Regions from separate parts of the Mus musculus genome. Here region 1 is linked to region 2. Evidence: chromatin loops called from intact Hi-C (ENCODE). Cell type or tissue: gastrocnemius. All regions are shown on one strand. Links, peaks and the distances in the headings refer to the core of each region. The heading gives the core; the rest is flanking DNA.

Region 1 (8,000 bases), core at 1-8,000, 230 kb before region 2:
TGCTCAGTGCCGGAAGCAGTTAATGGGTCAGCCGGTCCTCCAAAAGCTCTGAATCCTCAATGGCTCTTGCTGGCTGTGCAGTTTGACGCTTTTCCAATTAGCAAGAAGATTTGCCGATGCCAGTGGACCTTTAATAGGTTCACCGGAATGGGTCCACTGATAAGCCGGGCCTGTGACTGTGACACCAGGAAGCTTAAGCACCTGTCTGCCAAGGCGCTGATTCGGGCTCTTTGTCAACGGCTCAATGTGGAATGACAGGATCTCACCTTCTGTCTCCCCAGCTGCCATCTGCAAAGGTCACTTGCTCTAATTTGCCTGGCATTCCTCCTCTCTTGACCCTTCTCAAAACTGTCACTTCACTTATTCCTGCCCCAACTCCATCAAGGCTTTTTTTTTTTTTTTTTTTTTTTTTTTTTGCGTTCACTGGGCTGTTGTGTACTGTTCCACCCTAAGATGGGTTCAGTGTGGCTTCAGAAATAAAGGTCAACAGATTTCCACAAAGGAGGGGAGAGGAAATTAGAAGCCTTGGGGGACCTGGCTATACCCTATCCTGCCACCAATCGGTATGCCTTTCTATTTCCTGGTTCAGCCACCTTCATTATCTTGAGCTTAAAGCCATAGAATATGGGTAATGGTTAATGCCCATAGGCAAGAGAGTTGGGTAATACAAGTAGACAGAACATAACCAACTCTTTCTCCATTTAAAATGAGGGACACATGGCTTCCTAAGTGTTTTAACCTCACTGCCATGCATTGGAGAACAGTCTTACATGACCTGTCAGTAGCCCGTGGACTCAGAGTGACAGTCTCCATGTTAGAGGAGAATAAAAGATAGTTTGAGGTCCTCAAACTTTGGGGACTCGTGGTGTTCTGAAAGGCTTGTTGAGGCACGGAATGTTGGGTCTACACCAAAGGTCCATATTCAGAAGGTCTAGCCTGGTGTCAGGACATCAGCACTCCTCACCTAGATTATGAGTGCCTTAGAACAGAAAGCAAGACCTCACCAGATGATAGACACCAGGAGGCAGACCAGGAGCTACAGACCTCTGATAGCAGATCCTAGGATCTGAACCTGTAAGCAAGATGACCTCGATTTTTATAGACAGAAGGACAATCTGACATCCAACTCGTTAAATATGCACCAAGCAAGCCCCACCTGCTCAGGCACAGCCTGGTTTATGAAGACACAAACTAGAGGAAGAAGCTGCCTTTAAGGAGCACGTAAAGCAGCTGGAGATGAAGCACCCACAACATTGTGATATATAACGACAATGAAGTACCAAAGATGGGCGGTTTAGCCAGAACGGCACCTGTTCATGCAGGAGTAGGCCAGTAGCACTCAAACACTTTTAGTTTCATGGCTACTTTTGACTCTTGAAAATTTGGAGGACTCTAATAGTTGACATATCACATAGAAACACAGAGAGAGAGAGAGAGAGAGAGAGAGAGAGAGAGAGCTTTAATGAGCATAATTTTGTCTTTAGAAGCAAGTGTGTAGTATGCTATACCTGTATCAACAGAAGGCACCTGGATCCCCATCACTTCTGCCCTCAAGCTGACCATGTATAAACTACATGACTGAGTTATCTGAAGAAAAGGTCACCTCACAGATGTGCAGGTAGCAAACAGAAAGGCAGCCTCCTCAGATCACCCTGGCTCTTCTTCAATGTCGCTACAACACTTGGTGAGTTAAGATGAAATAGGGGTCTTAAGCCCAACCAAATAAACTTTTACGTTGATATATTTCTAACACCATCCATCCATTTGGAACTTTGATGGAATTTTCACTCCTGTTTGATTTGGTCACAATATATATAAATCATTTCATAAATAACCCTGAGTTATGCAGATCTTTCTAAGCCCAGAGCAGTAGGGAGCAGAGACAGGAGGCTCACTGGGGCTTGATGTCATCAGGATAGCTTAGAGTTCAGTGAGAAATCCTGTCTCAGAGGAATAATTGGAGAAAGATAGAGTTAGACACCTGACATCCTCCTCTGGCCTCCACACATGCATGTACAGGCATAGATACACACACACACACACACACACACACACACAGGGAGAGAGAGAGAGAGAGAGAAACAAAGACACTCACAGAGACACACAGAGAGACAGAAAGAGACACATACAAAGACACACAAAGACACTCACACACACACTTAAACACAGAGATACATACAAAGAGAGATACCCACTGAGAGAGGCACGCACAGACATACACAGACACATACACAGACACACAGACACACAAAAACTCAAAAACACATACACAAAGGCAAACACAGACATGAAAACATATACATAGACACAGACAGACAGACCGACACACACACACACACACACACAAAGAGACATATTGGCCTTGCACCTCAAGTGTTCAGCTTAAGGCAGCCCAGACACTCCAATATGCAGCAGAGGCCCTCATCAGCATTCAGCACTTTATCATGCAGATAATTAAAAGGCTTCAGGATGTGGATTTCATAAAAATCACCAACTTTGGGCAGTTCATTAAAGAAATTCTTAAGTGATTGTGCCTTTTATTTTATGTTATTTTATTTGATTTAGCAAGAAGCAGAGGACATGGTGACCGCCAGGATACTTTGATGTCACTGGAGACTGGGTCCCTGTCAGTCACGGCAAGCTTTCTCTTGCTGCCTTCTGCATCATCCACAAAGATATGAGCACAGAGGGATCAGCAAAGGGCATCTCCAAGTGTCCTTAGGACCTCCTGGAAGGCTCTCCAGCGCTTCCATGGAGCTGTCCTTCATAGCCACTGTGCTATAGGAGCACTACATTCTCAGGCAGCTCCCGAACAACCACTTAGCTTGTTTAATGCCTCCAAATATTAAAAGCACAAAGGTCAGAGTGGGGGAGAAAAAATACATTTAGGGAAAACCCATTTCTGTATTGTAATGCATGAGCTAAGAATATCATCGAATTAAACAGGGAGCTTAATTTAGCTTAAATGGCATCACTTTAAAAACAGCCAAATGTGTTCAGACATTACAGACCTAATTAATATGTTTTCTAGTAATAATCAGTACCATTTATCAAACATTCACGAAGGGCTAGGCATTGTGCAGAAGACCTTTGCCTACATTATCTTGTTTGATCTTTTCAACAACTCCAGGAAACAAGCACAATTACCTGGATTTCCAAAGACTCGGAGGCGGAGGGAGGGAGGGAGGAAAGCGGCCCATGCTAATCAAGAGGGATACAGAAGCAGATCTCAGATTGGAACCTTGGTACATACCCAATCTGCATGTGTGTGCAGATGCGTGTGTGTGTGTGTGTGTGTGTGTGTGTGTGTGTGTGTGTGTGTGTGTGTGTGTGAGAGAGAGAGAGAGAGAGAGAGAGAGAGAGAGAATGCATGTGCAGCTGAGTGTGCATATGTGCAAATGTGTGCATATCTGTTGAGGCCAGAGGGAGACTTATGGTGGCATTCATCAGCTCCAGCAATTTCAATGAGAATTCCCCCACCCATAGGCTCATATATTTGAATACTCATTCTGCAGTTGGTAGAACTGTTTAGGGAGGATTAGGGGGTGTGGCCTATGGGAAGAGGCTTTGAGATTCTAAAAGCCCATAGTTCTCTCTTTCTCTCTGTCACTGTTCTCTCTGTTCTCTCTCTCTCTCTCTCTCTCTCTCTCTCTCTCTCTCTCTCTCTCTCTCTCTCTGTGTGTGTGTGTGTGTGTGTGTGTGTGTGTGTGTGTGTGTGTGTGTGTGCTTAATCAGATATAAACTCTCAGGTCTACTCCAGTGCCATGTCTGCATATCCCTGCTTGCTGCCATGCTCCCAACATGAAGATTGTGGGCTCCCTGCTCCCCTCTGGAATCATGAGCCCCCAAATCAAGCGCTTCTTTTATAAGTTGCCTAGGTTATGCCTGCCTGCTTGCCTGCTGCCATGCTCCCCACCATGATGGTCATGGATTCATCCGCTGAAATTACAAGCAAGCCCCCAATTAAATTTTTTTTCTTATAAGTGTTTTTGGCCATGGTGTCTCTTCAAAGCCATACATTTGTAGTTTGGTTTCTATCTCTGTGATAAAACACCATAACCAAAACTAACTCAGAGAAGAAACTGTTTATTGCAGCTTCCTGTTGGTAGTCCATTCCAAATGGAAAGCTGAGCAGGAACTCAAGGCAGGAACCTGGAGGTAGGAGGTGAAGCAGAAGCCGTGGAGGGGTGCTATTACTGGTGTGATGTTTTGGGCTTGCTGCGTTTCCTTTTTGCACACCTCTGGACCACCTGCAGGGGGCGGCACTGCAGCTTGCCTACAGGCCAATTTGAAGTGTCATTTTTTTTCATCTAAGGTTCCCTCTTCTCTGATGATTCCAGCATGTGTCAAGTGGAATAAACTAACCAGCACACCATCACTCATGTTTCTCTCTTGAGAGAGTCTCACTTTTTCACAGAGGACTTCCAAGTAGGACTGGCTGGCTGGCCAGCAAGCCCTAGGGCTCTGCTTGTTCCCACCTCCGCAGCTCAGGGACTGCGTATACACCACTGTGAAGGACTTTCTTCACATAGGGAGGTTCTACAGATTGAATTCAGGTCCTGATTCAGGCATTTTACCAACTGGCTACCTCCATGGTCCTGGAACTGTGCTCTTGACTCTACCCTGCTGCACACCGAGCCCTGCTCAGCCCACCATTCATACTGAGATAGCTCTGTGTGCCAAGACTCGAGACTGTCCTTATCCACGGGGATTGGTTACTTAGTGGATGCAGGTAATGCTGCTTGTCTCCAGGAAAGCACAGCTTGGTCACACTTGCACACCATTCAGGAGATGTTCCATCTTCCTTTTATTTGTCACATTGATGATGGTGACAACAGACTCTCCACAAACCATTCTGCTGGTGACATAAATAGAAATTCCTGCCCCTTGACATTCTGGGGAGCTACAATAAACAGGTGGATCTCTCTCTCTTTCTCTCTCTCTCTCCTTTCTCTCCTCTCTCCTCTCTTTTCCTTCCTCCCTCCCTCCTTCCCACCCCATCCCTCCTCCCCCCTCCTCCCTTCTTCTAGTCATTTGAAAGTGAGACAAGTTCCATTATAATTAGAATTCGTTTCTTTATGAATTCACTGCTTGGACATGCATTATACAAACTCCACCTGTCAATCAGTTACTATGCTACTTGCTCTCATGAGCCCACCCTTGATAGTTAAACCATGGCTGAGTGAAGCTCAGAAGACAGGGGTGGTGTGGGAATCACTAAGAAGCCACCATGGCCTGACCTGCAACCTCTACCACACCATCTGCTTTTCCAACCAGCCTCGGGGAATAGGTACACCTGCCTCTTCCCGCTTCTTCATTCTCAAATGCTAGCTCAACAAAGGACTTGTGGAGCAGTCTAAGGCACGATATTCTTGCTAGCATGAAGACATGATCCAGCCAGAGGACGATAAAGTCATATGAATACAAAAGACTTCCATTAAAAGAAGCCAGGCAAAGAATGTCTGTGCAGAATGAAGCTGGAACAGGACCTTCTATGGGAGAAGGAAGGGGCAATCGAAAGAAGGAGTCCTCAGGTCGTCCACAAAGCAGACACAGAGAGGTGTGCCTCCCCAGAGAGGGTGATTAGGGAGGGCTCCCATAGGAGGGGCAAATCAGGAGATGGTGAGTGACAGCCTAGGGAGGAAGGAGAGCTAAAGAGGGTGGGTCTTCAGGCAAGCCTCAGCCCCAGAGGCACCATGCATCCTGAGGGAGGAGTCTTAGTCTCAGAGAGGACACCGGCTCTGTGGAGAGCCCTACTCTAGTCTCAGTTTACTTTTTTTTTTTAAACAGCTATTTTTTTATTAGATATTTTCTTTATTTACATTTCAAATGTTATCCTGAAAGTTCCCTATACCCTCCACCCCCACCCTTTTCCCCTAACCCACCCACTCCCACTTCTTGGCCCTGGCGTTCCCCTGTACTGGGGCACACAAAGTTTGCAAGACCAAGGGCCTCTCTTCCCAATGATAGCTGACTAGGCCATCTTCTGCTACATATGCAGCTAGAGACACGAGCTCTGGGGGTACTGGTTAGTTCATAGAACTAAAGGAAGCAAATTCACCCAAGAGGAGTAGACGGCAGGCAATAATCAAACTCAGGGCTGAAATCAACCAAGTAAAAACAAAAAGAACTATTCAAAGAATCAACCGAACCAGGAGCTGTTTTTTTTTTTTTTTTTTAGAAAACCAACAAGATAGATAAACCCTTAGCCAGACTAACTAGAGGGCACAGGGACAGTATCGTAATTAACAAAATTAGAAATGAAAAAGGAGACATAACAACAGATCCTGAGGAAATCCAAAACATCATCAGATCCTACTACAAAAGGCTATACTCAGCAACTTCCTAGACAGATACCAGGTATCAAAGTTAAATCAGGATCAGATTAATGATCTAAACAGTCCCATTTCCCCTAAAGAAATAGAAGCAGTCATCAATAGTCTCCCAACCAAAAAAAGCTCGGCTTACTCTTATGTACTAACTTGCAAGAGTCAAGAGAGAAAATTACCAAACTCTAATTAGGGTCTCAAATATTCCGTACTCCCTTTAGTATAAATAGAGGACAGGGTCAAGGGTATGTCATCCTGCAAGTGGGCAGTGGGCTTTTACAAATGTAATGCAGAAGTCGAGCATTTGCTTGCTGTGCGAAGCTGTCCAAACAAGTAAAGAAGAAACCCTGGGACATGGATCACGAGGCTTCTTTCCATCATTTGGGAGATGCGCTAGCTACTTGGGTGAACCAGAAAAAAATAAGGGGACAGCTTGCCCACTTAGGTGCAAGTGTCTTGCTCTGGAGTAAACAAGCACCCTAGAAAGGCAAACTCAGCAATGCAGCTCAGAGAACAAGACCTGAACCAGCACAGCAAGAAAGAAGCCATCAGCAGAGATGTGGGACTTCCCTAGCAAACACACAGGACATCTAGCCTAATGGAAATTTTAGACAAACCATCAAGAACCCTTTTTTTTTTTTAATGTGTGCTCTAAATATTGCATGGGAGACACACAAAAAATGTATTTCTTGTGTGAAATCCACTTGGCACTTACCTGGTTTGACTGCACCCCCAAATTCCGGGAGCTTAATCTCTAATGCAAGTGTTCCAGAGTAGCTTGAAGGGAGATGGTTCAGCCTTGGAGGACTCTATCCTCCGGATCAGATTTAGGGTGTTATTGTGGGAGCTAGAGTTTTTAAAAGGGAATCCTTGTCTCTCCCTCTCCTCCCACCCCCATCCCATGTAAGTCACTAAACACAGCAAGACGGCTTTAGCCAAACATAGCTACACCCTCTATCCAAGATGTCCCAGCTTCTAGATCTCCGAGCCAATACATTTTCTATTCATTTATAGCTGATCCAGTCTCTGCTATTCTGTTAGGGCAACCTGAAACAGACGGAGACAGGGACAGACATACTCCCAAATGTCAATATAACTGGACATCCCAGATCTGATCTGAAAAGCTCTCCTTGCCATCTCAAATCTGTTGCTTCGGGTGTTTGGCTTCTTGACTTCAGACCTTGACAGTCCCGATCCCTCCTCATCCTCTTCCTAGAGAATGCTCAGGGGCAGTGGGGGAGGGTAACATGGGCTTCTTTATAAAGAGTCAGGAGGGATGTTTGCATCTGAGGAAATAACTTCAGTGAAGGCCCTCAGCCCCTCCCACATCTCTGCACTGTCCATACAAAACATACCAGCACTTCAAACCCCTGAGTGTGTAACCCACCTCCCCTCCCCTGCCTCACTTATTTACTTAAACCTCAGAAGCCCCAGGAAGGGGCCTCAGGCAGTGGAACCCATCTCTTAGCAGCAGCCTTTTTTTTTTTTGTCACAAAAGAAAATCCCCTCTGAAAGTATTCATTAAGTAAAGTCCTAGCTGAGCCTTTCCTAAGGGGCTCTGGCATTCTGCAGCTGGCCACTGCTAATCCCCATCAAATTCCAATGCTGTAGGAAGAGGAAGGAATTATAGATGTAAAATTGTTATCACGAGGATTCAGGCGGATTTCTCCT
Region 2 (16,309 bases), core at 1-8,000:
CCTGGGGAAACATCTGCACTGGTGACAGAAAGAGGTGGGACCCAATTCTTTAGCGGGTGTGTCATCTGGTTGTACTTGTTACCAGCAGGGTTATTAGGGTGTGGTGAAGGTTGTCCCCTGATCTTCAGCGTGGGACATCTTTCCGGAGCTAACACTCCACCCACAATTGATAGAAAGTAAGAGGGCAGGCAGGTGAGGTCGACGCTTTGGGAGCTGAACACTATGGCGGAATGAAGCGTACCCTCGAGGGTGAGTGAACGCAAGGCAGCTTGATTAGCTCTGCCACGGGATTCGTGAGATGGCAGAGTGTGTCTGTTTCTCCAGAGAATATTAACTGAGGGGGGCATCCACCCTGAATGTGGGTGGCACTATGGGCTGAGGGCACTGACCTGAGGAGAGGATAAGGGAGGGGAGAGGAGGCGGCTAGCCCAGGACCAGAGTTCTCTCTCTCTGCTTTCTCTCTTCCTCCATCATGATATGGACCGCTCGCCAAGCCTCCCCCCTAAAGATGACTGAGTCCTCCCAAACCATGAGAAAAATAAATGTCCCCTGCTCTCAGTTGTCTGTGCCAGCTGCTCTTGGTCACTGCCTCACAGAAAGTAACACGGGACCCATTTGCTAGACTGGGGTGGAGATGAAACTCATTAAAGAGAGCAGAGACAAATGCATTTAACGTCACTGAGAGGCACCTGGCTCACAATTCTACGTGGTGCCAGTGGGGACCATGATATCATGTTGCCTGCACTGCCTACATACACCTAAACTTGCTACTAGTCAGAGGGCATTCCTACAGCATAGTCTGCCCCATAAGAGTGCTGGGCCAAGGCCCTTCTTGATGCTCACCAAGACTTCCTCCTCATTAGTCTAGGATGACTGGACATTGAATGCCTGAGAGGACATCTTCAACTACCTATGAGGATCCAGTGTAAGGATCCATGCACTAGTCCCAATCCCCCAGGGGTCGCCTTGCCCCTCACAGGACTTAATTTGTAATTATCCATCTGCCCACCACTTTAAGCCTAGAATACACCCAGCTCTGAGTTTCTGCTATTCTCTCTGCACGCTCCTCTCTCCCAGTCCGACTCAACACTGAGGAAACTGAGTCACGGGAAGGGGGCGTGTGATTGTGCATCTTAACTGACTCTCGAGCATTGAAAAGTAGATTCCCATACATCGAGGGTCCACCGACCATCCTATGGGTCTCCTTGGAATATTTGTCCATTATAGTTTAACCTTCAGAGAGTGGCCAAACCAGCATGGTGGTCTAAAAACATCCGGGATTTTTTTTGATGGTGTAGATGCCCTGAGTCAACCACTTAGGCAGTGTCCCCTTCCAGTGTGAGTGTGGTTGAACACTCCAACCCAGGGGCTCCACCTATAGCTGCAACCGAAATGGAATCTGCAGACAGAGCCGAGGCATTTCGCATGCAAAATTTTTCTTTTAAATATGAAATCTCTCCCAAGGCATTACTTTATTATTATAGTAATTTCCTCAGAAGGGCAGACATCCAATGTGCTGTTTCTCCACCATCTTCCGAGACAGGGAAATTTAATAGAAATATTCAGGTTCCTTAAGTGGCTAGGGCAGAAGAGAGAGAAATAGAGGGAGCTCCTCCAAGGAGCAGACTCCTGGAATCCAGGTGACAGGTATGCTCCAGACCCGTGGTGGCAGGTAAGGGCCTGAGCCATCTCCGTAGAGACGTTGGTCTTGGTGTGTCCAGGGGAGGGGCAGGAGAAAGAAATATAGGGGAGCTTTGTGGGCAGTGACTCTTTGTTGTCAGCATGGAGTCATTTCTCTTCTCCAAGACCATGGAGACCTGGAAGCCCGACTGGTGAGTGAGGACCCCAACAGCCACTAGCTGAGCTGGCACCAAGCTCTTTCCACCCGTGAATGGAGGCCAAACAGGTTCCACATAAAGCTTATGCTGGAGGCGGAAAGAGGAGGTGTAGGTAAGAACACAGGTCCTACATCCTGACTGCCTGTGTTCAAATTCTGGCTTGACCACTTTCCAGACAGGTGTCTTTATTAAATATTAAGTATGACTGGTGTGTCTCAGAATTCTTGCCTGAAAAACGGGACAGGGCTTGATAATAAAAATGTTGTAAAGACTGACGGAGGGGTGTGTGTGTGTGTGTGTGTGTGTGTGTGTGTGTGTGTGTGTGTCAGAATACTTCTCCCCAGCAGTTTCAAAATCTACTGACTCTAAGCTGCCTATTCCCTCAAATATCAAACACTTCGGTAAAACTGCAGACGCCCAATTCATTCCAACTTGGTCAGTGCAGACTGAAGTGAAACCTCCCCCAGATTTTGGACTGCAGTCTAATGCGGACCTATCCTCCTGACGGTGTTCCCAGGGGCATCGGGATCTTCTTAGGGAGCCTACAGAAAGTGAACTTGCTGAACTTGGAGCCAAGAGTTCACAGCAAGCTGCCCAGGCAAACACAGGCTTCCAGATATCTTAGAACCCTTGACCACAATGGCTGTCCCCTCTTTGGGGTTTCAAAATAGTCTCTCCCTCTTTCCCATGCAACAATAGCATGGCTTTCTTGAGTCTTCGTATTCCACAGAACTCTTTCAGACTATTTATAGTTTTTTTTTTCTCAACTTAAATATTACACAAGTGGCTCTTTAACTGTGGTCTGGTTCCAGCATCTAAGACTGGAATGGGAGGGCCCTAAATTCACTAGATAGTGAAGGTACTGAGGGTGGGAGGTGGATGATAGTCTCCAAGTGACAGAGCTAGAGATAAAAAAAAAAAAAGCCAGAGGCCATGGTCCGGCTTCGTGGAGAAGTGGGTGTCTATGGGGAGACCTTGTGTCCCAAAGCCCAGAGGACATCAACAGCTCTCACCATCTGTCTGGGTCCCCTCTGAAAACCAATCCAGAAAGCCCAGCAAAGCCTTTCCCCTGCACTGCTTGTGTTCTCCTAACACCTCACAGAGCAGACTGGCTGGAAAGGGAGACAGGCAGGAGGGAAGGGAGGAGATATGTTCTCTTTCAGTCTGGTTCCCCCATATAAAGACCAACCAGCTTCCGGTCAGATGACATGTCCCTCTACCCTCATTCTGTCCCTACCTCATTTAGACCAGGTAGTGTAGATCCCGGAACACACCCGCTGTTTCTCCCTCCCTCCCTCCCTCCCTCCCTCCTTTCTCTCTCTTTTACCTTCCTTCCTCCACCCAGACACAGGTCACATTAGGGACCTGACTTCCTTCACCCACATCTCCCCATCAGGACCACGAGTGACAGGCACTGTTCTTTTGTACCCGCCCCAGCTTAAACTGAGGACCTGCCTGAAATCCACCCACCCCAGAGATGCCAGGAAAAAGACAAGATGAACTGGCTGAAACCACGGAGGAGAACACTGCCTCCCCAGAGCTGAGTTTGGGGAGGGCCCTGCTGTCTGTGTAGGCGGCTCATTGATCCACTCCTCTGAGAATTATTCCGTGCTCATCACAAACCAAATGAGGCTGGCCCCAACCCAGCCAGGCAGGCGGGAAGGCGGCTCTGTGTGTTGAGAGGAGAAAATGAACCTGCCTGTTGTCATTCGAGAAAAAGGAGGGAGTGAATGGTGTGTTCTGCCCCTGCGCGCTGAGCAGGGGCAAGACTCTGCTTTAATATTCTGCTGAATGTGGTATTTCTTTTAACCCTTTCAGAGATTTTTTTTCAATCCCCAGAATAAGGCTTTCCTGCCTAGCAAGGGGTAAAGCTCCCAACCTGGACACTGAGAGACGGGCCACAGCTCCGAAGTAGACCCTGGCAGCAGGCCTAGGTGATACGGCCCATGCACACCAGACTGGGTACACAATGGCACCCATGAACAGCTCCGCCAGGAAGGCAAGGGACTAGTGGGGGGAGGGACGACAAGTGTTTCAGGAGGAATGTGTCCTGGCGCCTGATGTGTTCTGTTCCCTCGAATTTGCTCTGCAAACTAGTTTGCCTATATACACATTCCCTCCATCTATTGAGACTCAAAGCCGAGAGCGCACTTCCTAAAGTGTACATCTGAGACCGAATCCCTGACCCTTCGGAGGTGCAAAGAGAGGTAAACCGGACCAGCGCAGCCCCAAACTGAAGACTTGAAGCCACCCCAGCTCACAGTCCTGTAGGCCACTCCACCTTGCGACAGTTCTCAACCGGCTTTGTTGCGGGGTGATTTCTCTCCTTTTCTATTTCGACTGCTTCTGCACGTGTCTCCGGATGAATCAACCTCAAGCCTACGCTGGGGTGCTAGCCACACTCCATACCAGTCGAAACCCTGCACATTCCAAAAGTCACACACACACACACACACACACACACACACACACACACACACACACACACGAAGACCAGCAGCCTCGCAGGGCAGCAGGAGGTCAAGCGCAAACAAAAAGCCACCTTCAGGAAACAAGCGAGAGCTTTCTGTGCAGTAATTGCTGCTTCCTCGCTTACCCATCTCCACGGAGACTGAGCAGCGGTAGTCTTTGCCATGGCTAAGACATCTTCCCTGCTATGACCAAGAGGGGCACGGGTGTATGCCAGTGCTTACTGGAAGGGTTAGAGACGCTGGACCAATGTTGGTCTGGAGTTTCCACTGAACGAGTCCGTTTCACCTGGAACCTGCAATCCAGTGGAGCCAGCTCTCAAATGGGAACACAACAGGGGAAACAGAGAGCTGCGAACCTTCCACGAGGAATGTCCCTACGGGTGGAGTCCACCTGGCCAGAGACATCCATCGGGATGTGGGGCTTCCAGCAGGGGTGGCGTGGCGGCGGCGCCTCACCCCAGAGTTGCTCTGTTCGAGATAACTCTAACTGCTCCTTCTCTACTGAGATGCGTCCCTGGAGGTGGCGGCCGCCGCGGCTCCGCAGGGAAGGTTGGGGGCGGGGAAGGGGGCGGGAGGCGGGGAGGCGAGCAGGGATTTCCCACGGGATTCGCGGGAGCCCTGAGCGCCGGGGCTCCTGGGTGCGCCGGGTAAGGGGTCCGCTGAGCGGGTTTGGCTGGCCACCAGCGGGAGGCACAACCACGCTGAGCCAGCAGGGATGGTGTCTTGGCTCGTGGGCTCGCAGCCACGCAGTCTCTTCTAACTGCCGGATGAGTTTAAGCACCGCCAGCACTCACCCAAGCCCACCCCTGCTCCAAAGCTCAGAAGGCGAGAAAGGCGTCCGCCTCGCACTTGCTGTCCCTGGAAGATTGCAACCCGGCAGCTTCTAGGGCTGATTTCCCCCCCAGGGTGCGGTCAATGGATTTGGCCCCTCTCGTTTGGCAGTCACTTGCTGGGGTACTAGTAGGACCTTCTGTGATCCCCCAAGCAGCCTGCCTGCGGAGCCCAGAGTCCGGAAACCTCAGACTGCGAAAGGGAGACAGCAAGCTACCGCTCGCCAGCCAGCGCATCCAGGCCCGGGATAGAAAGAGCCGAAGGTGCCGACTCTAGGAGCCCAGTGGCCCGAGGTATCGCTTCCCAGACCAGCTTCGCCCAGAGCTAAGGAGCTTGCACCGCAATGCAGCGGGATCCAGGCTCTCTAAGCCGGAGATGTCCGGTGATCGTGCTGTCTGGGAGCACCAGAGCGCAGGAGCCGAAAGACTCTGCGTGCGAACGAACCTGCTGTGGGCGCCCAGGGTCGGCGCAGGGCATGCCTGTGGGTACCGCCCCATCCCGGTGCCCCATCTCTACCCAGGATCGGTGACATTCTCTCTCTCCAGCACCAGGATGCCCGGCCGAGCAGCCAAAGGAGCCCTGCAAAGCGCGCGGCACCCATGAACTGGCAGCCGGCAGCCACCAAGTTGCTCCGCGAAGGGTACGTTACCTTCCATCGCGGCCACTGCAGATGCCAGGAGGAAGAGCAGCAAGCAATCCAGGGCCATCGCCGGCCAGCGGCCCCCAGGCCGAGCCCCAGCGGAGACGCGCCGCGTCCCAGGGCGCCGCTGCGCTCCCGGCGGGTGGCTTCTCCGTGTCCTTTCGCGCTCTGGCCGGGACCGGACTCCCCGGAGCGCGGCGTGGGCGTGGGCGGGAGTGTGCGCGCGTGGGGCGGTGCGGGCGCGCGTGGATGTGGGTGTGCATGTGTGTGTGTGTGTTTATGGGAGAGGTGGGTGTGTGCGTGCGTGTGTGAGAGAGGGTGAGGGAGAGCGAGCCTGGGAGAGCGCGCGAGAGCGTGTGCGTCCTGGTGTCACATTGCGAGCTACAGCGGAGCCTACGGGAGGACAGAGCGGGCCAGACTGACGGGGGAGGGAGCGGGATCCCCCACCATCAGCTCTCTCTCCACCCCTAACACCTCCTGTCCAATCAAGGAATCAAACCTGCAAAATTCCCTCATCCAATCAGGCGCGAGCACCTCCTTACACTGGCATTGTTAGTTTAAGAAAAACTTTTGCTTGCAAGGCTGTGTGGGAGGGTTAGGAAGGCGCTAGGAGGTGATCGCGCTCCCTCTTGTGGTGATTTAGGAGAACTGCAGCCTCGCACGCTCGCTTTCCCCAAGCTGAAAAGGAGGGGCTCAGCCAAGAAGTCAACTGAGGTCCCTTATGCTTACAGACACCCCACAGCTACTCCTGACTATTCCTATGCAGAATGCCGCCACCCTATATCATTTTACTAATCAATTTTGTTTATTTTTGAGTCTTGTCTGATCTCGTTCACTCAGAATTCCTGGAACCTTAACAGTGTCTTATTCTTGGCATGCATCTGTGGAGTGAGTGAATATGGTTTCAAGACTTTATGGCCGGCTGCTCGGGGGTAGTTAGAACACCCTGTGGGCTTCCTATCATATCCTCAGCTGTATATCTCCAAAAGTCTCTTCCCAGGTGGATCTCTGAGCATCCACTGTAGGGCCTGCTGTCAGAAGACAGTCATAATGGGAAGACATGAAGAAACAGCCGAAAGTCTGACAACTTGTTGGGGTATGGGGAAGGGAGACATTGCTTTGAACCAGGCCTGGAGGTAGGTGGGAAGGACTGAGTTCTGCAACCACAGGAAAACCAGGCTCCAGAATAGAAGTGGTTTCCCACCATCAGCTCTGATGATAATGCCCCATTTTGCTGTCTGTTGATCAGGTCAGGCTGTTTCAGATCCGGCCCTGGCCTTGATGCTTGTCAGAAGCTGTGTGGCAGAAGGTCCTCACCTCCTCCCGCAAGGTTAGGGATGCTCCTGGAAGACTCATGTGGGAGGGGCTTCAGCCCCCTCCCCAAACCTTTTAAAGACATTAACATCTGGCAACTCTCCTTTGGGAATTTAGTTACATTGATTCCCCACCCTGGGTACTTACTCTGTCTTTCACAGACACTGCCTCCCTCTTCACCACCCCAGCCACACTCAGACCCCTGATTCTGACAGGTCTTTGTTTCCCAGACTTTGACACAGGCTGTTTGTGTCTTCCCCTACCATCCACCCATCCGGCCTCAGAACCTGAAAGGATGACGTCAGTGACCGCTGCTTAATCTTCCCTAATACTACCTCAGCTGCTCTTTGTCCCTCCACAGCACTGTGTCTTGAAGTCCCTTAAGTGAGGGATGCCCCTCTCTGACATGGGTGAGTACTGGGTCTTTTGCAGCTTTGGCAACACTCTCCACAGTCCAATTTCACTGCCTACCTGTCTTACTACTTCTTGCCCTTCCTCCTTCATCCCTCCAGCCTCTAAGAGAGGAATCCCCAAAGCTCTTACCTTGAAACCCCTCCCCCTCCCTGCACTGGTGACCAACTGCATCCATCCCTGTGGATGGATTATAGATAGATGATGGATGGAAAACAGACTGATGGATGGATGGATGGATGGATGGATGGATGGACAGACAAATGGATGGGTGGATGGACAGACAGATAGGTGAATGGACAGATGAATGGATGGATAAATGGGTGGATGGATGGATGGATGGATGGATGGATGGATGGATGGATGAATGATGACAAGCAGATGAATGGATGGGTGGGGTGGGTAGATGATCTCAGATGGATGTTGGGTGCATGCATGAGTGGTTTGTGGGCTCTTTCCTTCCCTCCACCCCACCAAGCACACCCAGCAAAACCCCCTCTCCTGCTTCCTCTTCTTTATGCCTTTGTCTCAGGTCTATCCATCTGTCTCAGCTCTGTGTCACCCCTCCTCCCTCTGGACAACTGAAGAATCTAACTGGCCACCCGGTTTCTGTCCTCTGTAACCCCGCTGAGTGCTGCCGCCAGCGTAATCTTTCCTAAGCTAATCTTGGTCTTATCTCTTCATAGTGTTTCAACCCAGCGGCTCCTCACTGTCTCCTGAAGAAAGACAGGCCACTCTGGCGAGGCCTCCAGATTCCAGGACAGGATTCCCAGAACTGTATTCTCATCCCAGTTTTTGCTAGGCGTTCTCTTGGCCTGCAACTCTTGGCTCCTCGGTGCCTCCGTATCCTACCTTAGCCCATCCCACATTCACCCACCTATTCAGGAAATGTTTACTGGGTGCACCAGGCACACCGTGGAGCAGACCGGGGACATGATGGACAGGAAACTTATCACATAGTAGAGTAATGACAATAAAAAAGTGGGCAATGGTGTGCTAGGCTGTCAAAGGCCTTGAGGACAACAGAACACGGAAGCTGCTGTGCTGGGCAGGACAGAAACAGCATTGGTTTGTTGAGCACCATGTATGGTGTTTACTTTCATAACCAAAATGAAGTTAGTTGAATTTCTTGCCTTCTCTTTCTACCCACATCCATCGAGGAGCTTTTTTTGCTGTCCCTCTGATCCATCTCTTCCAGCCACATCTCCGTGTGTGCTCTGTCGGTCTCCCTGATCTGGCTGCAGATAGAACTGGACACTATCCACCTGTGAAATGTCACACCTTGGAGGTCCCTTGGAGCACACCAAGTAGAGTACAGACATCCAAAAAGAACCCTGCTAGGTCTTTCAACCACCAGCTGAGCTCTCTGAAAACAGCAGTTTCCTGGTCTCACCCCTGCTGAGTGAGATCAGTAGGGAACTGGGAGAAGCAGACCCTTCAGTGTGGTCTGATAGCCCTGCCTCCCTTTACTTAGTGAAGCTTGGTCTAACTGTTTCAAATTGCTCCAGAGCTTCCTCTAGAGACAGCTTGGAGGTGATACACCATGCTAGACCCAGGCTCCCAATTTCATCTCTTCTGATTTGTTTCATGTGGTGCCTGCACTGGAAATGTCTTTCTATTAGAAGGAAAGAGTCTACATACTACCTGGAAGGAGGAAGGCAGAGACAGGTAATTGATGGCTGGATTGCCAGGGGTGGCAGTATCCACCCAAGGACTATGGCGACAGCCTCTGTGACTTCTAGAAGTTGCTGATGCTTTCAGGGAGAAGACCCTCAGTTGGGGGCTGCCTGCCTGTTAATTTTTCCTTATAACTGAAGAAACAGGCTTTTCCTGAACACGTTAATCAAATCACTGTTGTTGGGTTTTGGGGGGGGGAGACCTTGAGGTGGGGTGGGTTTTTGTTTGTGGGGGGAGGGTTGCTGCTTTGGTTTTTAGTTTTTAGGTTTTTGCTGTGCTGTTTTGTTTTGTCCTGTGGAATGTACTGATCTTTCTCATGCAGTGAGTTGTACCCCAAATACCCTAAACAGCATGGCTGGTGCAAGCCAACAAGCCTGAGGACATGTCATACCCCACCACCACACCTTCCTTTGCTATGTTTCCCTTCTCTGATGTCAAATGCTCAGTTGTTCTCTTGATTAATCACTGAGCTATTTGATATCACTAAATCACGCCTGCAGAGTGACAGATGTGCACTACCAAGGCCAGCAGCCGAGGGCTTGCAGACACCCAAGCAGGGACCGAACCCTTTCCGGGAGACTCCGAGGCCCTTCTGGCTGAAAGGCTTGGAGGAAGCCCACCAGTTCACTACTTACAAGGAATCAATTTGAGGTCTCGTGGTTGTAAAGTGTTGCTGGTGAAAACAATTGCAACATTTTCATCTCAAGGTTACCTGGTTAGAAAGTTCTCCATCTGCCCCCAACTTACACACTTTTTTTATTATATACACAACCTGTGTCTTCATTCTACCTGTTAGCTTACAACCTGGAGAGAGACCGCTCGCTTGGGTGCTTGTATGTGAGAATTTCCTTTTAAAATATATTCTCCTCATAAAGCAATGCTTTTGTTACCTACTTTGTGACTTTGCAGAGTCTTAAGCTGTAAGACATATTCTTCATTAATTCTTCTCTGAGACGTATGTGGACTCTTTTAAGATTCGTTTGAGTGCATGGTAGTCAATGAGATACTTCTGCTACTTCTTTGTTCTTTCTGCATTCACTCAGCAGCAGTTTTTGCTGCTTCTTGTAGAGTTCTGGGGAGAGCCTGTGATGTCTGTAATCTAGTCTCTTTCTGTAGGATTACTACCATCGGCCATCTTCCTAGACACAGAGGTAAAGAGCCAAAGTGCATCCTCATTCTTGCTCTCCACAGTGGCCCCTGGACAGGGGCTTTCAAGGAGCTGCTGCTTCTGTCTCGGGCAAATTTCCTAGCAGATGCAGATGCAGATGAGGGTTTACATAACAAGGTAGCAAATACTGACAGGCAACCTCATTGCCAGGGTATGAAAGGAACTGACAACACTTTCAAGGTAGATGAAGTAGGATGGAGGAAAGAAATGATCAACCACACGTATGCCATATGCTAAACTCTCTTCCTTAAAAGCCAGGTTTTAAGGGTGTGTGTGTGTGTGTGTGTGTGTGTGTGTGTGTGTGTGTTCTTCGAGAATCTCATGCAATGTGTTTTGATCATTATGATTCCTCCCCTAATTCTTTCCAGACCTAATATCCCCTTCCCCACCCACCCAACTTTGTGTCTATTTATTTATTTATTTATTTATTTATTATTTTCTTTAAACCATCAATCAATTTGTTACTTTTTAACACATCAAGTTCAATGTGTGCTACCCATAGAATCTCATAGATGTGACCTTCAAATGGAACATAGTCGACTAATCAAGGGCTACAGGCTCCTAGGGAACTGGCTCCCCTCCTCTGAGCAGCTGTTAAATTGTCAATAACTCTGCAGTTGCAGGTGAAACTTTGTGCTCACCTCCCTTCCCCATCCTCGGATTTTGGTCTGGCATGCACATGCGCAGGTCTTGAGCGGGTTATCATAACTCCCGTGATTCCATGTGTGCAGCTGCTTTGTTGTGTCCAGAAGACATTGCTTTCTTCTGGTCATCCTCCAACCCACTGGTGTAGTGGTGTTGCAAGCATCATGGGTGTAACCAACAACTCTCCTATGGAACCCATGCTCGGCACTATTATCCAGTGAAGAACCTCTAACTAGACAGGTCATAAGCCCTACGAGAGAACCTATGACCATTAATTTCATAATGGACATAGTACTTAAACTTACTCCTCATAACGTTGTTACAGCCATAGATTAACACCAAGTATCGTCTTATTCCAAGGAAGAAGCATAAAAACAAGAGAGACAAGTGGTCAGGTAGACTAGCTCAGGAAGCCACAGCTCATTTCAGAACTGAAGAACAGTCAACTGACTGGAGAGGACACAGTAGTGATGTCTGTGAATCTTATTAACTGGCTTTCATCCTGTGACAGGTTAGGTCAGAGGACCAGAGAGGTGGGATGGTGGGTGGAGGAGGCTCAATAGAGCATACTCCTCTCTGCGAAGTAGCCGACACATGAATACAGCTGGACCTCCAACCCTATGCCTACATCAAGCAAGTACGAAGACAAACCAAGGATTAAAGGTCACCTGCTCACAAAATCCATTCCAAAGGAGTGAGTCTGTCCTCAAAGATAGGGAAAGGGATGAGGATGGCCCAAGAAAGGATGAGAACACAAGAGCAGAGCCTTACAACCCGAGTGAGGGACATCCACTGAGACAGATGCTTTATGAACTTCCAGGGGACATAACACTCCGAAGGCATAAGCTCCAAAGGCAAGAGAACAACATGAACAAGAAAGGCAACAGAACCAGCGAGGGAGCTCCTCTAATCAGGAAACAAATCAAGCGATAGAGAAGGGTTTTATCTATCTATCTACCTATCTATCTATTTATTTAAGATATTTTCTTTATTTACATTTCAAGTGTTATCCCCTTTCCTGGTTCCCCCTCTGAAAATCCCCTATCCCCTCCCCACTCTGCCCCACCCACTCCTGCTTCCCGGCCCTGGCATTCCCCTACACTGGGGCATAGAGCCTTCACAGGACCAATGGCCTCTCTTCCCATTCATGGATGACAAGGCTATCCTCTGCTACATATGCAGCTAGAGCCAAGAGTCCCACCCTGTGTTTTCTTTGATTGGTGGTTTAGTCCCTGGGAGCTCTGGGGGATACTGGTTGGTTGATATTGTTGTTCCTCCTATGGGGCTGCAAACCCCTTCAGCTCCTTGGATCCTTTTTCTAGCTCCTCCATTGGGGACCCTGTGCTCAGTCCAATGGTTGAGCCTCCCAGGAGACAACTATAACAGGCTTCTGTCAGCAAGCACTTTTGGCATCCCCAATAGTGTCTGGGTTTGATGACTGTATATAGAATGGATCCCCAGTCTCTGGATAGTCATACCTTCAGTCTCTGCTCCACACTTTGTCTCTGTAACTCTTTCCATGGGTAATTTGTTCCCCCTTTGAAGAAGGACCAAAGTATCCACACTATGGTCTTCCTAATTCTTGAGTTTCATGTGGTTTGTGAATTGTATCTAGGGTATTCCAAGCTTCTGGGCTAATATCCACTTATCAGTGAGTGCATACCATGTGTGTTCTTTTGTGACTATGTTACTTCACTCAGGATGATATTTTCAAGTTTCATCCATTTGCCTAAGAATTTCATGAATTCATTGTTTTTTAATAGCTGAGTAGTACTCCATTGTGTAAATACCACATTTTTCTGTATCCATTCCTCTGTTGAGGGACATCTGAGTTCTTTCCAGCTTCTGGCTATTATAAATAAGGCTGCTATGAACATAGTGAAGCCTTATTACATCTTCTGGGCATATGCCCAGGAGTGGTATTGCTGGGTCTAATTTTCTGAGGAACTGCCAAACTGATTTCCAGAGTGGTTGTACCAGCTTGCAATCCCACCAGCCATGGAGGAGTGTTTCTCTTTCTCCACATCCTCACCAGCATCTGCTGAGTTTTTTATCTTAGCCATTCTGACTGGTGTGAGGTGGAATCTCAGGGCTGTTTTGATTTGCATTTCCCTGATGACTAAGGATGTTGAGCATTTCTTTAGGTGCTTCTCAGCCATTGGTATTCCTCAGTTGAGAATTCTTTGTTAGCTCTGTACCCCATTTTTAATCGGGTTATTTGGTTCTCTGGAGTCTAATTTCTTGAATTATTTGTATATATTTGATATTAGCCCTCTATCAGATGTAACAAGCCTACATCCGATTTGTTTGAGTTAATTTTATATCCAGCTACTTTGCTGAAGTTGTTTATCAGCTGTAGAAATTCTCTGATAGAATTTTTGATGTCACTTAAGTATACTATAATATAATCTGCAAATAGTGATATTTTGCCTTCTTACTTTCCATTTTTCATCCCTTTGATCTCCTTTGTTGTCTAATTGCTCTGGATAGGCTTCGAGTACTTTATTGAATAGATAGGGAGAAAGTGGCAGCCTTGTCTAGTCCCTGATTTTAGTGGGATTGCTTCCAGTTTCTCTCCATTTAGTTTGATGTTGGCTACTGGTTTGCTGTATATGGCTTTTGCTATGTTTAGGTATGGGCCTTTAATTCCTGATCTTTCCAAGACTTTTATCATAAATGGGTGTTGGATTTTGTCAAATGTTTTCTCAGCATCTAATGAATTGATCATATGGTTTTTGTCTTTGAGTTTGTTTATATATTGGATTACATTGATGGATTTCTGTATATTGGACCATTCCTGCATCCCTGGGATGAAGCCTACTTTATCATCATGGATAATCATTTTGATGTGTTCTTGAATTCGGTTTGTGAAAATTTTGTTGAGTATTTTTAAATTGATTCTATTTGTTGGTTTGTTTTTTTGTTTTTTTGTTTTTTGTTTTTGTTTTTTTTTTTGGTTTAGGTATCAGAGTAACTGTGGATTCATAGAACAAATTGGGTAGAGTATCTTCTGTTTCTATTTTGTGGAATAGTTTGAGGAGTATAGGTATTAGGTCTTCTTTGAAGGCCTGATAGAACTCTGCACTAAACCCATCTGGTCCTGGGCTTTTTTTTTGGTTGGGAGACTATCAAGGACTGTTTCTATTTCTTTAAGGGATATGAGACTGTTTAGATAGTTTATCTGATACTTATTTAACTTTGGTACCTGGTATCTGTCTAGAAAATTGTCCATTTCATCCAGATTTTCCAGTTTTGTTGAGTATAGGTTTTTGTAGTAGGATCTGATGATTTTTTTGGATTTCCTCAGTTTCTGTTGTTATGCCTCCCTTTTCATTTCTGATTTTGTTAATTAGAATACTGTCTCTGTGCCCTCTAGTTAGTCTGGCTAAGGGTTTATCTATTTTGTTGATTTTTCTCAAAGAACCAGCTCCTGGTTTGGTTGATTCTTTGTATAGTTCTTTCTGCCATCTACTCCTCTTGGGTGTATTTGCTTCTTTTTGTTCTAGAGCTTTCAGATGTGTTGTCAAGCCACTAGTATATGCTCTCTCGAGTTTCTTTTTGGAGGCACTCAGAGCTATGAGTTTTCCTCTCAGAACTGCTTTCATTGTGTCCCATAAGTTTTGGTATGTTGTGACTTCATTTTTATTAAATTCTAAAAAGTCTTTAAGTTTTTTTCTTTATTTCTTCCTTGACCAAGTTATCATTGAGTAGAGTGTTGTTTAGCTTCCACGTGTATGTGGGTTTTCTATTGTTTATGTTGTTATTGAAGACCAGCCTTAGTCCATGGTGATCTGATAGGATGCATGGGATTATTTCAATCTTTTTGTATCCGCTGAGGCCTGTTTTGTGACCGACTATATGGTCAATTTTGGAGAAGGTACCATGAGGTGCTGAGAAGAAGGTATATTCTTTTGCTTTAGGATGAAATGGTCTATAAATATCTGTTAAATCCATTTGGTTCATAACTTCTGTTAGTTTCACCGTGTCTCTGCTTACTTTCTGTTTCCATGATCTGTTCACTGCTGAGAGTGTTGAAGTCTCCCACTATTATTGTATGTGGTAAAATGTGTGCTTTGAGCTTTAGTAAAGTTTCTTTTATGAATGTGGGTGCCCTTGCATTAGGAGCATAGATGTTCAGAATAGAGAGTTCTTCTTGGTAGATTTTTCCTTTCATGAGTATGAAGTGTCCTTCCTTATCTTTTTTGAAAACTTTAGTTTGAAAGCTGATTTTATTCGATATTAGAATGGCTACTCCAGCTTGTTTCCTGGGAGCATTTGCTTGGAGAATTGTTTTCCAGCCTTTTACTCTGAGGCAGTGTTTGTCTTTGTCACTGAGGTGTGTTTCCTGTATGCAGCAAAATGTTGGATTCTATTCACATATCCAGTCTGTTAGTCTATGTCTTTTTTTGGGAAATTGAGTCCATTGATATTAAGAGATATTAAGGGAAAAAAAGACTGTTGCTTCCTGTTATTTTTTAGAGGTGGAACTATGGTTTTTGTGTCTATCCTCTTTTTGGTTTGTTAAAAGAAGATTATTTTCTTGCTTTTTCCTAGAGTGTAATTTCCCTCCTTGTGTTTGAGTTTTTCATTTATTATCCTTTGAAGGGCTGGATTTGTGGAGAGATATTGTGTAAATTTGTTTTTGTCATGGAATATCTTGGTTTCTCCATCTATGGTTGTTAAGAGTTGTGCTGGGTATAGTAGCCTGGGCTGGCATTCGTGTTCTCTTAGGGACTGTATGATGTCTGCCCAGGATCATCTGGCTTTCATAGTCTCTGGCGAGAAGTCTGGTGTAATTCTAATAGGTCTGCCTTTATATGTTACTTGAACTTTTCCCCTTACTGCTTTTAATACTCTCTTTGTTTTGTGCATTTGGTGTTTTGATTATTATGTGAAAGGAGAAATTTCTTTTCTGATCCAATCTATTTGGAGTTCTGTAGGCTTCTTCATAAGCATCTCTTTCTTTAGTTAGGGAAGTTTTTCTTCTATAATTTTGTTGAAGATATTTACTGGCCCTTTAAGTTGGGAATCTTCACTCTCTTCTATACCTATTATCCTTAGATTTGGTCTTCTCTATGTATCCTGGATTTCCTGGATGTTTTGGGTTAGGATCTTTTTTGCATTTTCTTTGTTATGTCAATGTTTTCTATGGTATCTTCTATTTCTTGTATTCTGTTGGTGATGCTTGCATCTATGACTCCTGATTTCTTTCCTAGATTTTCTATCTCCAGAGTCATCTTCCTTTGTGATTTCTTTATTGTTTCTACTTATTTCCACTTTTAGATCCTGAATGGTTTTTTTCAATTCCTTCACC

Evidence for each region. Hi-C counts contacts between places; a loop is a spot of excess contacts. Peaks named below come from ENCODE experiments on the same cell type or tissue, not always from the same donor. Only the 100,000 strongest peaks of a DNase experiment are listed, where the experiment ranks them.
Region 1: a loop joins it to region 2, with 2.9 times the contacts of the local background. A loop is called at or near these places in 7 of 42 quality-filtered maps.

What each region holds. Positions count from the first base shown.
Region 1 is chr9:102,115,369-102,123,368 of GRCm38, forward strand. The region is part of intron 3 of Ephb1 (Eph receptor B1); the gene reads right to left. Among named protein-coding and RNA genes, the nearest start is that of Gm31233, 91 kb to the right of the region's middle. In gastrocnemius, for the core only: a CTCF peak has its summit at 4,246 (motif pointing right); DNase peaks (open chromatin) are centred at 172 and 4,250.
Region 2 is chr9:102,348,493-102,364,801 of GRCm38, forward strand. It overlaps Ephb1 (Eph receptor B1), which reads right to left and starts at 6,201. Exons shown (of 16, transcript NM_173447.3): 1 at 5,790-6,201. The coding sequence starts at 5,847. In gastrocnemius, for the core only: no CTCF peak of the experiment used is centred there; DNase peaks (open chromatin) are centred at 3,472, 3,804, 4,153, 4,479 and 2 more places; H3K4me3 peaks cover 2,130 bases; H3K27ac peaks cover 480 bases.